Regions from separate parts of the Homo sapiens genome. Here region 1 is linked to region 2. Evidence: chromatin contacts called from ENCODE Hi-C or POLR2A ChIA-PET data. All regions are on one chromosome and are shown on one strand. The core of a region is the stretch at or near the end of the contact, and the rest is flanking DNA. Distances in the headings are between cores, read along the strand shown.

The links. Hi-C counts contacts between places; a loop is a spot of excess contacts on that map. ChIA-PET counts read pairs that join two places held with the same protein, here RNA polymerase II (POLR2A). Pooled maps may share reads with other maps.
Region 1: POLR2A ChIA-PET joins it to region 2 with 17 read pairs in activated naive CD4-positive, alpha-beta T cell. The contact joins two enhancer-like sites. A Hi-C loop is called at or near these places in 7 of 50 pooled maps. POLR2A ChIA-PET finds 5 or more read pairs at or near these places in 8 of 52 experiments (CD8-positive, alpha-beta memory T cell, activated B cell, activated CD4-positive, alpha-beta T cell and 4 more).

What each region holds. Positions count from the first base shown.
Region 1 is chr11:128,575,222-128,580,784 of GRCh38, reverse strand. The region is part of intron 1 of ETS1 (ETS proto-oncogene 1, transcription factor); the gene reads left to right. All of the region lies in intron 2 of LOC105369565 (a long non-coding RNA gene), which reads right to left. Among named protein-coding and RNA genes, the nearest start is that of ETS1, 9.6 kb to the left of the region's middle. RefSeq lists an enhancer at 4,092-4,592. Within about 2 kb of position 2,569, at least 2 of the 41 ENCODE cell types and tissues checked have a DNase peak (open chromatin) inside an H3K27ac peak, as active enhancers do.
Region 2 is chr11:128,481,240-128,487,185 of GRCh38, reverse strand. ETS1 (ETS proto-oncogene 1, transcription factor) reads left to right here. Exons shown (of 10, transcript NM_001143820.2): 6 at 1,040-1,117; 7 at 2,115-2,363. Among named protein-coding and RNA genes, the nearest start is that of MIR6090, 38 kb to the left of the region's middle. RefSeq lists enhancers at 3,639-3,708, 4,079-4,128, 4,309-4,388. Within about 2 kb of position 4,370, at least 13 of the 41 ENCODE cell types and tissues checked have a DNase peak (open chromatin) inside an H3K27ac peak, as active enhancers do.

The DNA.
Region 1 (5,563 bases), core at 1,320-3,819, 95 kb before region 2:
GACTGAGATGTTAATTGTACTGTGAGTTGCTGCTCTGTAACCTTAGTGAAAGAATAAATGCACTTAGCTTAAGACACAGAAGACAGTAGCCCATAATTTGGAACACAGCCTTCATTTGTCAGTGCTGGCTACTTAAAATAAGAAGGAATATTCACTACTACTGTAATGTTGGATTACTTAGTCAAGCAAATGAGGTTCTTGTAGATTTAGTAGTGAGACAGAAAAACCATCTTCAGTTCTTCTAATCCTTTTTCTTTTCTATGCGTTGTAACCACAAAGTTTCCATGGGGAGTAAGGAATGTTCAGCTTTCCTAGATATGATGGATCTTAAACCTGAGTTCTTAGAGAATTGGATTTGGGAGCTTTTGTTACAGTGACAGGTCAGGGAAGACATCTACTCAAATGATTTGGGAAATACACGTGGGCTACTCATGAGAATCAGAAAGAACACACTGAAGGAGTATAGATGAACTCATCAATCTGGTACATCCTATAGTTTAGAGAAAAGTGCCATCTTGCTTGTAGTTAACTCTTGAGAAGCCTAACCTCAGGGTCACACAAGGACACACTTCATCACAGGGATTTTTTTTTTTTTTTTTTTTTTTTTTAATGTCCAAACGATAACTTACTCTCTTGGATAAGCTCAGGACGCACAAGGATTGTACACACCAACTCTGTTTCAAGTACTTTAGGTACTTTCCCTCATTTAGTAAACAGACACTTGTTGCATGGCTACTATGTGTCATCTGAAAAGACACCATCCTTACTCTCAAGTTACTCATCATTCAGGAGCAGAAACAGGCATAGATACAGGAAGTGTCATGAACTTTGTTACACCGTTACAGTAAATCCCATGGAGGGGCATCAAGGAGGTCCATGCAATTGCCAAAGAGGGTAGGGGGGAGGGGAAAGCTTCCTGAAAGAGGAGATACTCTGAGTCTTCAAAAATACATTTCTATAGTATTCAGAAAAAAGAAATTAAAACTCTATACATTGTAGATTAAAGATGTTGCCTTGGTAGCCCAGGTGTTGCCTTTAGTTTGGCAAAAGTGCTGTTGTTTGGAGCAAGTTTTTTTTACATGGTTAGTTGTTTTGGACACCAAATTCTTTTTTTTTTTTTTTTTTCAATGGAGTTTTGCTCTTGTTGCCGGGTGGGAGTGTAATGGCGAGATCTCGGCTCACTGCAACCTCTGCCTCCCAGGCTCAAGCGATTCTTCTGCCTCAGCCTCCCAAGTAGCTGGGATTACAGGCATGTACCACCACACCTGGCTAATTTTGTATTTTTAGTAGAGATGGAATTTCACTATGTTTGTCAGGCTGCTCTTGAACTCCTGACCTTGGGTGGTCCGCCTGCCTCGGCCTCTCAAATTGCTGGAATTACAGGCGTGAGCCACCGAGCCCAGCCCTGGAAGCCAAATTCTTTGTCTCCTGTATTCCAAGCCAAAAGGACATGCTTTTTGTTTGAATTGATAGGAATCCTAAATTATTGACATTAGGATAAATGCTCATTGGAAATCTATTCAAATTTTGCATTGTTTTCAAAGAGGAAAGGCTGGGGTGAGGGGTGGTGGGGAGAAATCTACATTTTCTGCCACAGCTTTATTGTGCTTTTGAATTCCCCATGTGCCATCTTCATACCCAGGATATGTTTTAACCATAATTCATTGCCTATGAAGCTAACATGAAGACGAGAGGGCAAGTTGAAATTTAAAACATGATGCCTTTGTCAGTGGGAGTCTAATTTTGGCTGGTCTATTATAGAATGCAGTTAGTCAATATGTATTCAAATATGGAATGCATATTTTCTTTGTCCCCAAAATGCTCTTTTTCGGCATTTAGTGGGAATGTAAAATATTTTAGGAATTTTTATAATGACAAAGAATTGGGGACAAATTAATTATACGATAATAAGAGGCTCTTTAAAAGTATGATATATACATACAATAGAATACTTGGCAGTCATCATCTTTAGGATAGACAGCCACATTTATCAACAGAGAAAAATGTCCATAGCATTATGTTAAATGTCAGTGAACAAAGCAGGTTACAAAAGAACATGTGGAGAATAATCTCATGAAGGTAAAATTGTAATCACGTGTGTGTGTGTGACATCTATGTTCGTTTAGATAGATTAAAAAATACCCAGAAGAATATTGAACAAATTATTAGTATAATTATCTCTACATGGTGAGGTTTCAGGTGATTCTAATATCCATCTGTTACTTTTTTGTATTTTAATTTTTGCGGTAACATTGTATTAGTTTGGCAAAAACTGCTGATTTCAAAAGAATTTTGTTTTCAAAAGAAAAAAATTAAAGTGTAATTTACTTGGTATTTACCTAAAAGCGTAGTTTTTCTTTTAGGAATACATAACCCCAAATGAAAAAGGCTTAACTGATGTCAAAGTTATCTAGAAATACAGCCAAGCAGGGTCAGAGTTGATGTGAACTGGATTCAGCCTTGATTCAAGCCTGGTCTCTTTGGGATTTCTTGTTCTTCTGCTGCCTTGGCCTGAACAGTCCCTCTCCTCCCTAATTTTTCCTTTATTCTGTGTCTCTCAACCTGCCCTGCCCTGCCCTGGCAAGCTTTGGGTGAAAGGAAGTGAGAGCCTACAGGTCCTGGCCGGGTTGCCAGTTTGGGGAGGGTGGGAAGTTGGAGAAGTGGTCACTCGCTCTATGAAGAATAGAACTCTCTAGAATCAAGCAGAACCATAGTTTTAAAGTGATTTTTTGGACATGAGACACCCACATAAGCCAAAGTGTTGACTTTTTTGTCTTCTCCATCTCATGCTTGTTTCTGTCCTCGCCATCCAGGGTGATGAGGGTGCTTAGAGAAGCATCTTCTCTCTCTCTCTCTTTTTTTTTTTTTTGGCTTTTTGGCAGAAGAGAATTCCCTCCCACGTGACAACTGCTTGAACATCAGCTGCACCAATTTTTTTCTTAGCATTGCACACGTTTATTGCATAAATGCAAAGCAACTGTGGCATCTGAAGATTTACTCCCCAGCTAAGCAGCATCCATGAGACCTGTTTGGGTGCAAAAATGATTTGGACGCTGGGTAACAAAGGTCTAGAGAAGCATCTTCTCTAAGCACAGGAGGAGGCTGAAGACCAGGAGTCTGGTCTCAGCTTGGCCAATTAGCAGCATCGCCTTAGTCTTTCTCCTCATTTGTAAAAAGAGGGGTTTACACTGAAAAAGTGTGTACAAGTTTTCTAACTTACACTATTGTATTTAACAGTTATCTATGTGCCAGCTACTTTCCAATACTGGCCTAGGATCCAGGGATCTGGAGTGAATAAATGAACTAAATCTCCCCCTTGGGGAGCTTAAATTCTAACAGAGTGGACTTTGGAGAAGACAACGAACAAACACCTAGGTGTCAGAGTACGGAGAAAGGCGCTGCTATTCATATGCGGTGATGGGAAAAGCCTTCTTAGATGAGGGGGCATTAAATAGCTATGTGAATAGAAGGAAACGGTTTTCCCTTAGAAATGGATCATGAAACAAACTGATTATTTCAAGTGGTTCTTTATCTAGACCTGCAATCTATTCAGATTCTCTATTTTGAGGAACAAATATATTCACATCTGATCTACCTCTTACATTTTTAGTCTTGTGAGACCAATTCATTCATTTACTCATTCACTGATTTAAAAAAACAATGAGTTTCCATTATGCCCCATGGTCTGTCTTAAGTGCTGAAGACAAAAATGAAAAAGGCATGGTGCCTGCCTTCAAGTAGATGAGAATTTAGCTGGAGAGACAAACAGAAGCAGATGGTAATAAAACAATGTGATAAGCACCGTGATAGAAATACACTTTGGGAACATAAACAAGGAGCCGCTAACCCTGGCTGGGGTGAAGCGTGGCTCAGGAAGGATTCCAGGCTGCAATAACCTCTGAGCTGAGCCTAAAACCCTGAGGAGGCAGGGTTCACTCATCTTGAGGGTGGATGGGCATTCCTAGCAGAGGGGGTAACATGAGAAGGGCAGGGGAGTGAGACCTGGCAACGCGTGCCTAAGAAAACAACAGAGTTCCATGTTGCAGTGGAGGGTGCAGGGGTCACGGCGAGAGGGGGCTGGAGAGGTGGGAGGGAGCATGGGGGGGCACAGCAAGCCACAGTCCAGAGCAGGGCAGCCTCCTTTCTGACCCACTTATCCTGCGGCTCAGGTGGCGCAGGTCCTTTTCAAGAAAAATAAACTCAGCTCTGCAAGACCCTCTGTTACCCAGCGTCCAAATCATTTTTGCACCCAAACAGGTCTCATGGATGCTTCTTCGCTGGGGAGTAAATCTTCAGATGCCACAATTGCTTGTATTTATGCAATAAACGTGTGCAATGCTAAGAAAAAAGTTGGTGCAGCTGATGTTCAAGCAGTTGTCTTGTGGGAGGGAATTCTCTTTTGCCAAAAAGCCAAAAAAGAAAAGAAAAAACAAACGCTACTAAAAAAACTACCTAAACACTTCATTTACTTCTTCTGAGAAGGTTTACGTCTCTAGCAGCTGTTCTGTGTCACAATCTACAAGTGGAAAAAGGGCGGGTTCTTTTTTTCTTTCTCCAAAAAAATAATAAAGCAGCAATCCATTTCTGTCCAAGAGTTATTTCCTGAGACGAGAGCCCTTGAGAGCCCTGGCAACTCCCTCTTGTCAGTTTCCTCTCTGGGCAAAGGGCTTTTCCCCAAGGGAAGTGTCATTCATACAGTCATAGCTTCAAGAATACAGTCCAGCACAGAGTGCACCAGATGTTGGGCCAGAGCTTTCTTCTCTCACTCTGTCAATGAGAAGAGAAAACATATTTCCACTGACCCCTTTTCCAGGAGTGTTGCTATGAGGGGGAGTGTTGTCTGGCCAGCAGACAGAAACCCTTGGTATCTTTGAGGTGGGCTTCAGGATGTGGCTGCCAATTCCAAAAGTCCTTTCTCTTAGAAATACGTAAGTAAAATAGGCATTTGAAAGGTGAAGGTCCTTTGCCACTTGTGGGACTCTAGGGATGATTTATAGGGCCATGTGGTTACACCTTGCTCTATGCAATCTTTCACAATTTCCTATTCCCTGCACCCAGCAGAACTGACTGCTTCCTATTTCTTTTTCCATATTGTTGGCCAACTACTTATCACATTATGCTATAGTTATGTGTGAGCCTGTCGATTCCACTGCCTGAAGATAGAGATCCTGTCTTTCTCAGATTTTTCCTGAGTCTGATAGAATCTAAGGGCCGTGAGGTCAGGAATCCTTGTTTACTGGTGTGTTTCAAGTGCCCAGGACCGTGTCTGGCACATAGTGGTGCATAGTGATTATTTACCAAATGAATAAACAAGCCACTAACAAAGGACGCCTATTACATGATTGTTGGATAAATACAATCGTACTCCCTTAACTGTGGTTTTGCCTTCCGAGGTTTCAGTTACTCTCCGTCAACCAAGGTCTGAAAATAGGTGAGTACAGTACAGTAAGATATTTTGAGAGAGAGAGAGAGAGAGAAACCACATTCAATAACTTTTATCACAGTATATTGTTATAATTGTTCTAGTCATGTATTAGTTATTGTTGTTAATCTCTTACTGCGT
Region 2 (5,946 bases), core at 3,121-5,620:
CTGAGGCTACAGCTTTTGTTCTGTAATTAAAGCAACACAGCAGCAAAAGAACATAGCTGTTTGGGGTGGGGTGGAAGGTGAAAGGTACGGGGATGTTTCAATCTGATAAACTGCTAAAGCAAAGTTTAATCATTTTATCTCAACTGGGAACTGTTTTTCTGTGCAGGCATAAACTTGTTTTCCCATCAGACTTTGCTCCTAACAAGCTATCAAATACCTGAGGAAAAACCCAAACCCATACTCTATGTCAGATTCTTATGGTGAAATATAATCAGACTACTCCATACAAGAATCGGAGCCATGGCATTTGTTCCAGGGTAATTAGAGGATCCCAGGCTTACTGCAGGGTCGTTCAGAGCTTTCTGTCCGCAGGTGCACTTCGTCTCCCTTCCTCTCCTTTTCCTAGGGGAGTTGGCATCTGGGCAGGAGCTTGACTGGGTTGCTCTTCTCTCCCTTGACACAAGCGCAGTCGCATTTCACCAAATGGAGTCACCTTACCAGTGTCCTGCTTCTTGTCTGGGCCTGAACTTGAAACCTGAGGGCAATGGGAAAAATACAAAACAAAAACCAGACATCTGTTAGAGGAAATGGAGAACGTAAAATCTATGGCCTAAAGACTGCAATATATTTTTGAGAAATTTTGAAATTGATTAGTTTGGGGGTTGGGGATTGATCCTGCTAACCTGGGATGTACTCAAGCCTTTGGCTATAGTGTGGTCGACATACACGCAGCACGAATGCATTGAGAATGAATGCTGAATGCCTTCTGAGCCCTTAGAGATTACTCATGGATTCTCTTTCCAAGATACTAAATCCCATTTTGCAGCTACTGAAATAATAACCTTAGTCATATTTTTTTGATCTCATCTTTAGACAAGGCCACAGTCAGGACAGACTCAGATACCAACCCAGTTAATGAGTATGCAGATTTCTTAGAAAAGGGGTTGAGATCATTGTGGTCTTTGCATCCAAGATCCTTTTAGGCCAAGCATGACTTGAATATTGACCTCTTTGTTCCTTCCCTATCTGTTCATTACAGAGGATGTGAAACCATATCAAGTTAATGGAGTCAACCCAGCCTATCCAGAATCCCGCTATACCTCGGATTACTTCATTAGTAAGTTCATTTCTACCCCTCTTCTCTCATGATAATAGCAAACTAGGAAAAGACCCCTATCTCAGTGAATCTCAGGCTCCTTCATGGTAATTCTATCAAAAATAATATCTTCTTAGATGTAGACTCTTCTTTGTTACTTTATTTTATTATTTTCCACAAAGCACAAAGTTTCAACCTATATATATGTTTCATTAACCTACCAAGTTCCTACACACTAGGATCCTTCTCTGATGTCTTCACCTGAAAGTCATGCAGAGAGACTGCAACTAGACCCCTAAACTTTTGTTCCTATTTGATACTGTGCACTACGATGGCCAAAAGAGGGTTGGGTTAGGGATTTGATCTTGGTCTTTGTTCTTTCCTTTTTACTAGTGGAGATAACAGCATTTCCTCCAAAATCCTTCTTTAAGAGTGTGCTATGCAGCTTCAAATTCTATTATAGGAAATACAGTCTTCTCCTTTTTCGTGTAAGATACCCAACCATACTGAAGAGATGGCCTGAGGGAAACAATGAATGTAGGCCTGTTGCACTAATGTAAGCTCTGAGATATAGGACCATCTTATCTGATGGCTGTGCTTTTACAGGGAATATGAAACAGGTTTTATTTTTTTCGTTTTATCTTTTTACGTTATTACAATTTTTATTCCAGTGACACAATGATATTAACTACTCTGTGTCAAGAGCTTATTGTGTGGGGAATGTTGGTGGGCATTTGACCTCTATCCTCATTTCATCTTCATCACAGTGCTCCGGGAAAAATCGCAATCACCCCCATTTTAGAGATGAGGATATGAAGTCAGGAAATCAATTACCTTGTCAAGGGCTAAAGCTGTTTAGTAGTGGACAAGGTTAAAAATGCAAGCTTTTCTGATTTAAAGTATTTTCCCTTATTCTCTAAGGAGCTTGTCCCACATCATAGGGCCCTGTAGATGGTGAAAACTGCTTATTTTAGGTACAAATCTCTCCTCTCTTTACTTGCAAACCCTTTGTTTCCAGGCTATGGTATTGAGCATGCCCAGTGTGTTCCACCATCGGAGTTCTCAGAGCCCAGCTTCATCACAGAGTCCTATCAGACGCTCCATCCCATCAGCTCGGAAGAGCTCCTCTCCCTCAAGTATGAGAATGACTACCCCTCGGTCATTCTCCGAGACCCTCTCCAGACAGACACCTTGCAGAATGACTACTTTGCTATCAAACAAGAAGTCGTCACCCCAGACAACATGTGCATGGGGAGGACCAGTCGTGGTAGGTCATATTTCTTCTCTAAAAGCTCTTGGGTTTACAAGAATTACCTGACTTTGTGAGTTTTTTTCAGGTTCCATTTTTTTTTTCTTATTTATTAGACCTGTAGATTCCTCAGTTTCAGCCTTCCCATCTTAGAGTGTCCAGATACTAAGAACTTTCCATCGTGGTGTTTTAGCCAAGTCCATTATTATGACAAAGGCCATGGGGTCCACAGTGAAATCAAAATCAGGCAATCTAAGAAATTAAATATCTTACTTGGGCAAAATGTTTTACTCAATAACTCTAGTTGAATTTGGTCATTTTGAAAGGTATGCTCTATTTTCCTTGAGGAGGACATAATCAAGTAAAAATGGTTCAAGTGGCCACCCTGGAAAACCCTTAAGCTTAGCATGTGTCCTGGTGCTCCTCCCAGAGGACTCCTGGGTCTGACTGTAGATCCTAGCTGGGTACCTGGAATGACCTCTGCTGGCCAGCCTGGGATCTTTAGCCTCCTGTGACTTTTTCGGTTTGGGAAGATACAAGATGGTTAACCAACGGTTTATTTGGAACCAGTCATCAGCAGTGTGGTGAAGTGTGTATTTAGCTAGAGGACCAGGGACGGAGGTGGCCAGGGGTTTCCAAAAGAAGGTAGTTTTGTTAACGTGACTATTATAATAGTGATAAAATATTCACTGTCAGGGAAGAAAGTGTTTAAAAATAGAGCTGGGTGACATAAAGCAAAAAAGGTAAAATGCACCCAATTTTTAGGAACAGGACATAAACACTCAGAGGTACAGCCTACCTAGTAAAGTGTCCAGATTGTTTTGTTTCTGAGAAAAATGCAATCTATTGTAAGAAAGGGTTTGTCTATTTAGCAAGAGCTAGATGATTTCTAAAAAGGTGAAAAACCTGACTTTTCTGGTGGGTAAATGGGAAAGAATTATAAATGGGAAGAGGAACAGGAGAAAGCTGATCAAGCGGGGCTTGGGTCAGATGTCAGGCTGGGGCTGGCCTATTAGTGATTTCTGCTCAATGACTGACCATATGCGGTGCCTATTGTGAGGCTCTTGGAGGAGAGCCCAATGGTACCTTTACTTTGAAGAATCATGGGTCATGCCCATTGTCGTCTTCTTCGAGTATTCAGACTCACACTTCCTCCTAGCAGGCCTAGGGATCACCAACAAGCCCTGCAGAGGGAAAGTCCCTGCAAAATCAGAACCCCTAATCTTCCTTCTTAAGGCCCCAGGGTGTTAGTGTTTCAGACCGAAGGGGATGGGTGGGACCAGTCGGCCTTCCCCTTTCTGGCTCTTTTTTATTTTTGGGTGCATGTCTATTTAAATACATACACACAAGTGTGTGTACATGTGTTTCTTTTTTATCAGGCGAGTCAAAGCATTAAAACGACTTTCTTCCTTGTGGGACTTTCTGTACATCTACACAGTGAGGCCAAGCCTGTGGGTTTGGGCTCAGCCATGTTGTAACTTTGGGTCGATCTCCTGTCACATTGTTTTGAAATTGCATCTGGCTTTGCATTTGTGTAATTGTCTCTTTCCCTCTCCTTTTCTTCATTCTTGGTTTTGGTCCCTACCACCCCTCCAACCCCAAACTAATGACTGTGGACCAAAAGTGACCCTTACAAGGAGACATGAGGTATTTCTTTCTGGCTCCACTCTTCTTCCCTCCCTCCAAGTTCAGGCCACAGAAACTTGAGGGGAAGACCATTTTGTGCAGGGCTGTTTTCTGCATGTTAGAAGTGCTGCAAACAGGGCCTATGCAAAGGGCCAATTGATTCTGAGATGCTGTGATTGGTCTAGACCGAAAGCATTACTGTTAGCTGATTGTTATTTATACTAACCATAGTACAGTATTCACGGGCTGCATTACAGCGTACAGAGTGCTTCTATGCCCCACTTATTTGGGCCCTAAGGACTGTCTTTGTACGAGTCTACTCAGTGGGTGGCTGGGTGCTGCCGCATCTTCTGTTTTGAGTGCTCTGAGGTCTGTTTGGTGGACTCAGATAGCTTTGGAAGGAGCTCGCCGAGGCCCTTCTCAGAAAGGCTGGCTAGTGGACAGTTTAGAGAACACAGGTTTCCCTACATGAGCGCAGCAGCATAACTGAGTATCTAATCCAGTTGGATTCTACCCATTTTTGGAGAAAATACCCGTAAATGAAGGTTCCCAGCACCAGGGTTGTGAAATCGAGCTAAAATGAAAGCTGCCTACCGCTGTAAACCACAACTCTCAACAGGGTTGCATTTGCCTCATGTTTGGGGGGTTGCCAGAGACTGGTTCTGGCTTGGTTTAGTCCCCTTGCTTAGTGGGACTCCTTGGAAACTCTACTATCTTGCTTGTGAAAATTCTGATGTCCTTTTTCTCCAAGTATAAAATTGGCTGATAGAAATGGAATCATTTCAGAGAGACTTTAGCATAAATACTATCGACTTGGTGCGGTGTTGATGAAAATATAAATTCTCCTTCTTAGGCTTTTGGTATGTTTGTCTCAAAGAGAAAATAAGTGACCATGAAGATCAGTAGCTGGTATGAACAAATACCTTTTTATGAGACGCCACAGAATTTCCTGTTCTGCTAAAACAAGGCTTTGACATTCTGGTTGTAGGCTGTTTTCTTAAATCATTTAGTGTGAATTTCTTGAAAGAAAATTAAATGATCTCTAAAAAGGTGAAAAAGATGACTTTTCTGGTGGGTAAATGGGAAAGAATTTTTAAGAATTATAAAGAAATATATATTCATTTTTAGTAAGAATGAAGAGGTGCCCTTTTGCTAGTGGACTGGGTGGGCAGGGCTGATAACTCCATGAAGCTCTTCAGTTTGCTTTCCAGAGATTACCCTCCTCTGAATGGATGAGTGGAGGAAGGAATGAGATGAAACGGATGACACCACCTTTCTGTTTAAAGCAGTTCCAGAGGGGGTCAGGATGTAGAGAAAACCCACAGCAGTGGATTTTACAAAAAGTACACACTCAACCGAATACATTTTATCCGGATCTTTAAACAATGTTGGGAGCAACATATTTTCCTATATATTTAATTTAGGTTTGGGCATCTGTTCATGTTTGATGTTTATTGTTTTAACCAATCTCCGCTGTCATGGAGGGAAAAATACACTGGAGGCACACTAATATGAAGTTGTATAAGTCAGCCTTATTCTGGGATTTGAAATTTATAGATCAACCACCCCTGAACAATTAAGAGTTGACTTACGGATATTTCTCCGTAAACATTTGTCACATCCCTTTGCCTTTTGGCCTGTGCTGAATTGAGGTGACCATCTAGTCTCCTATGATTTAACTTAGGTTACTTGAAAAGTATCTGAAAGTTGCATATAAAAACCATTCCTGCGAGCCTTTTTCGCTCTTAGATTCATTTGTTTTCCTCCAAAACTATTTTTTTTTTTTTTTTGCTAGCCTCCTTTTTAGTGGCATTTTTGCCAATGGAAATTTCTCCAGGAGCTATTGTGCAATCATAGCAGCTGTTTATAACCTGGTTTGGGAAATTAATGAACTTGCATGATCTTGTGGTCAGTTAAGAATGCCTTAAGCAACTCACACAGTAAAGGATTTCTGACACTGCTGTGGACCTTAACT